2 separate regions of the Homo sapiens genome follow, and region 1 is linked to region 2. A link is an interaction called in ENCODE POLR2A ChIA-PET data of the cell type or tissue named here. Cell type or tissue: GM12878. All regions are shown on one strand.

The links. ChIA-PET counts read pairs that join two places held together with the same protein. Peaks named below come from ENCODE experiments on the same cell type or tissue, not always from the same donor. Only the 100,000 strongest peaks of a DNase experiment are listed, where the experiment ranks them.
Region 1: POLR2A ChIA-PET joins it to region 2 with 5 read pairs; 2 of 35 experiments call an interaction of 5 or more read pairs at or near these places.

The regions. Positions count from the first base shown.
Region 1 is chr14:95,099,971-95,102,470 of GRCh38, forward strand. All of the region lies in intron 21 of DICER1 (dicer 1, ribonuclease III), which reads right to left. Among named protein-coding and RNA genes, the nearest start is that of MIR3173, 37 kb to the right of the region's middle. In GM12878, no CTCF peak of the experiment used is centred here; no DNase peak of the experiment used is centred here.
Region 2 is chr14:95,264,233-95,266,732 of GRCh38, forward strand. All of the region lies in intron 1 of CLMN (calmin), which reads right to left. Among named protein-coding and RNA genes, the nearest start is that of CLMN, 54 kb to the right of the region's middle. RefSeq lists enhancers at 945-2,144, 1,375-1,424, 1,665-1,714 and a silencer at 1,165-1,224. In GM12878, no CTCF peak of the experiment used is centred here; a DNase peak (open chromatin) is centred at 1,429; H3K4me3 peaks cover 1,113 bases; H3K27ac peaks cover 1,992 bases.

The sequences.
Region 1 (2,500 bases), 160 kb before region 2:
TGATCACTGCTGGAATTCATTCAAGGCATATTAACATATCCTCAGTTAAATGTTCTTAAAATTAATCAATTAATTATATGTCATCAATTAATTATAAGGGCTCTACAGTTTTTCTACCCATTCATGTTATAAAAAGAATATTAAATTCCCACATATTCTATGCTTTTTTGGTGTAAATATTTCTGAATATAAGATGCAGAGCAGAAAAAATAATGTATATAACTATGCATACTCCTTATGAATGACTGAGAAGAAACACTTCAGACAATATCAAAGCCTTGAAAATACAACCTGATGATATAAAATGCAAACTGCTAACTGGAATTACCAAAGTAGAAAAGAACCCATAGAAAAAGTCAAGATGTCACAATATTTTCAATGAAATGGGGGGAGGATGCCATCAGCTCTAGCTGCAAAGTGAAAACTGGCACCGAACAAAACTGAAACAATGTTATATTCCTAGAATCGAAGCCACAAACGGGATTTCAACTGTAATGCTCTCTCAAATATTATTCCTTTGTTTTACAGCCATTTCAAGACACTTTTATTCAACTTAAAAAAAATGAACCAAAAGGTTTCTGTTTATTCACATTAATGGAACAGCTTTACTATCTTACCCTCTACTCCGGTCTGTTTTTCCTAATGCCTCTATCTCCTTCTTAATTTCTCACATCATTGCATTTCTGTCAAGTTAGTACTTGGAAACTAGGGTCTAGAATTGTCAATCCCATTTTCATTTTCATAAAGCTCGGTTCCTTATTATTAAGTACTTCATTAGCCCTCTTCCCATGTAACTCAACTATTGTTTAATAGACACCCCCCATATGAGAGGCACTCGATTGGGCAACCCTGAGGGAACGATGGCAGCAGGACAGAGGGGCAGTCCTCGTGACACACAGGCTAGCAGGGAAAAGGAGGGTACGTGTGACCACTATAGCCAAAAGTACTCTCCCTCTCTGCCTGAAACGTAGCAGGCTGAAATAAATGCTAGCTTCCCTTTCCAAGCTAAGAGAACAAAGCATCACAAGCGCCAAGAAGAGGATAAAGTACAACGTGGACTCATGGGAGGGAAATCACATTCCAAGTTGACAGAAATGGTGGGCAGGATGAAGAAAGAGCTACGTAAGGTCTCAAATATGGGGCAAAATTCTGGACAGGTAGAGATGGAGGCAAGCCCTCTGCAGAAGGAAGGACAGAGCAAGGGCCCCAAGGCTGGGGGTCTGAGCGTGGAGTCTGTCCAATGAGCTGCAAGGGGCTTCCACCTGCTTAGGATCCAAAACGCATCAGGGCTGAAAGGGCCTGAACAGCAGGCTGAGGGAGTGATCATTCTTTCTGCAGAAATAAGGAGTAGAAGGTTTCTGAGCAGACAAATGGACGAGTTTTGTAATAGAAAGTCACCTCTGTCTTGTCTAACAGAGTATCCTATCCTATTGCCTATGCCACACTTGTCCAAGCCTCTGATACTTTCTTCCTGCAACCACCTCTTGGAAATCTCATCCATTCTCAGAGCTTCCGTATGGCGACTACTCTACAAAACCGTATCTGAATCCTACAGCCTCAATTATCTGAACATTTCCACTTCATATTCCATGAGGTCTAAAATCTCAACTCTAACATGGACTTCCCACATTTCTCCCTACCTCCCTGCTACTGCCACTGCCCCCAAGTTGCCAGTTTACGTGGTTGTTATGACTGCGCCTCCAGTCCACCTCAAGATCATCCTGGGAGGCCTTGGACACACTCCTGACTCTCCCAGATGAACAGTTAGGTGACCTGACAGGAGCCCATTCGACTCTCTAAGTGTGAGTCCCCTCATCTGCAAAACAGGGATGTGTTGTCTCTTTCCCAGAGGCTTAGAGAAGAGTGAATGAGTGAGCACTTGGGAAATGCTTGGTGTGCTGCCTGGTGTGATGGTTCTATCCGGAGCAGTTAGTGTGATGGGGAAGGGGAAGGTCTCCAAAGCCAGGCTGTCTGGATTCGACCCAAGCTCTGCCACTTACTTGCCAAGTGACCTTGGGCAAGCTAACTTCTCCAGCCTATTCTCACCTATAAAATGGGGAAAATAAAAGTTTCTACCTCTCAGAATTATAAAAATTAAATTAGGTTTATATGCATATATGTGTATATATGTGGGTGTGTGTACGTGTGTGTGCGTATACGGTTATCTTTTAGAGTAGTGCAGAGTAAGCACTTTTAAATTGTTAGCTAAAATTATTTCTTCTGAAATTCTCACTCACCTCAGCCCCTTCCTCTCTACCAGAACTCTAGTTCTATCCCATTCTCTGCTTCTGCTGTTGGTTTGGATATGCTTTTCAACTCACACTACATTCTGCTACCAGATTAATCATTTTAAACTACCACTTTATTAACATTAATAGTTCCTTGCTCTAAATTCCTTCAACAGTGCCTACAACATTCAAAACACGTGCAAACTCCTTAGCCCAGCATTCAAGGCCTTCCACGATACAGCTTCACCCCAGCTGCCTTTTCAAGCCTTTTC
Region 2 (2,500 bases):
TTTCACTATGTTGCCCAGGCTGGAACTCCTGGGCTCAAGCAATCTGCCTGCCTTGGCCTCCCAAAGTGCTGAGATTATAGGCATGAGCCACTGTGCCGGACCCCTGCATCTTATTTTAATAAATCCTCAGCCAGCCTTGTGACCTCGGAGTGCCAGAACTGGATTCGAGGCCCCACTTAGCAGCTGTACAACCCTGGGTTAGTCCCGTAAAACATTCAGTCTTTAAGCTCAGGGAGAATCACAAATCCACCATGCTCAGTACAGAGGGCTCAATAAATGGCTAGTGTGTTTACAAGACCACAGAGGCGCGCAGAAGCTAAGGTTACACTACTAGAAAATGAAGGAGGAAAGACTCACATCCAGGCCTCCCAGGGTCCATGCCCTTCACAGGAAAGCCCCCACTTCTATGAGCATGTTTAGAATAAACACAGTGTGATGGTTACTTTTATGTGTCAACGTGACCAGGCAATGGCACCCAGAGATGTGGTCAAACATTATTCTAGATGTTTCTGTGAAGTCGTTTTTTAGGTAAGATTAACATCTAAATCACACTTTGAAGGCTGGGCGCAGTGGCTCACACCTATAATCCCAGCTCTTTGGGAGGGCAAGGCAGGAGGATCACTTGAATCCAGGAGTTTGAGACCAGCCTGGGCAACATGGATCTACCAAAACACCGTCAGATCTCATGATAACTCTCCATCTCTACCAAAAAAAAAAAAAAAAATTAGCCAGGTGTGGTTGCAGTGGCTCATGTCTATAATCCTAGCACTTTGAGAGGCCAAGGCAGGAGGACTGTTTGAGCCCATGAGTTTGAGACCACCACATGCCAAAACCCTGTCTCTACAAAAAAAATACAAAAATTAGCCAGGCATGGTGGTGCATGCCTGTAGTCCCAGCTGCTCTGGGAGGGTGAGGCTGAGAGGGTCTCAGCCTGGGAGGCAGAGGTTGCAGTGAGCCGAGACTGTGCCACAGCACTGCAGCCTGGGTGAAAGAGTGAGACTCTGAATCAAAAAAAAAAAAATCCCCAGCTGACTTTGAGAAAAGCAGACGGCCCTCCATCAAATGTGGGTGGGCTCCATCTAATCAGTTAAAGCCTTAACACAAAGCGTGACCTCCTCTGAGCAAGAAGGAATTCTGCCAGCAGGTGCCTTCAGACTTAAACTGCAACTTTTCCTTGCGTCTCCAGCCTGCTGACCTACCTTACTGACTTTGATCTCGCCAAACTCCACAATTGCATAAACCAATTCCCTAAAATAAGTGTCTTTCTCTGTATGTAGACTCATCCTCTTGGCTGTTTCTCTGGAGACCCCTGACTAATATGCATAGGTATGACTCCTGGCACAGTGCGTGCTACAAAGAGGAGAAGGCACTACCTGTGAATCAGACCATCTGTGAGTATTTGCAATTGCCCAACCATATCAATTTCTCACTTTCACTTCCTGGTGAGTCATATTCCGAGCAGCTGGCTAGGATCAGAAGAAACAAGGCATTCTTTTCATGCTCAGACAGAGCCCTGTTGAACGTTTACCTTCCTGAAGAAGGCAGAAAGAGGAAGGGCCTCCTAGTGACATTCTCCAGCCTTGAGGAAGAAGAAAATTCTGATTTAATGAGCTTGAGTTTGAATGTAATCAGATTTTCTCTATAGCAACAGCTCCACAACACAATCCTCTTGGCAGCTGCAACAACCAGCCATCTCCTGATGAAACCAGACATCTCACACACGGGCCACTGGAGAAGCCACCGTCGAGGCACAAGATGCCAGAGGATGGGACCACCCCACCTGGTCATCAGCTTTAGATTTGAGTGGGAGTAAGCAGGTAGTGCCACAGTCCTTTGATTTGGGAATTTACAAATGCGTATCTAAAAGTATGCTTCCCCTGAATTGAAAGTCTTTCCTCTAAGATCTGGAACGAGACAAGGATGTCCACTGTCATTACTTTTATTCAGCATAGTACTGGAAGTCCTAGCTAGAGCAATTAGGCAAAAGAAAGAAACGAAGGGCATCCAAATGGAAAACGAAGTCAAGTTATCCTTGTCTTTAAATATAAAACAACATAATCTTGCATTTAGAAAAACCTAAAGACTCCACCAAAAAATGTTAGAACTGATAAATTCAGTAAAGTTGTAGAATACAAAACCAACATACAAAAATCAGTAGCATTTATATGACGAAAGCAAACAATCTGAAAAAGAAATCAAGAAAGCAATCCCATTTACAATAGCTATAAAAATATAAAATACCTAGGTATAGATTTTGCCAAGTGAAAGATGGCTACAAGGAAAACTATAAAACACTGATGAAAGAAACTGAAGAAGACAAAACAATGGAAAGATATTCCATGTTCATGGATTGGAAGAATTAATATATTAAAATGTCAAGATCACCCAAAGTGATTTACAGACTCAGTGCAATCCCTATCAAAATACCAATGACTTTCTTCATGGAAATATAAAAAAATTCTAAAATTTCTAAAAATTCACAAAAGACCCTGAATAGCCA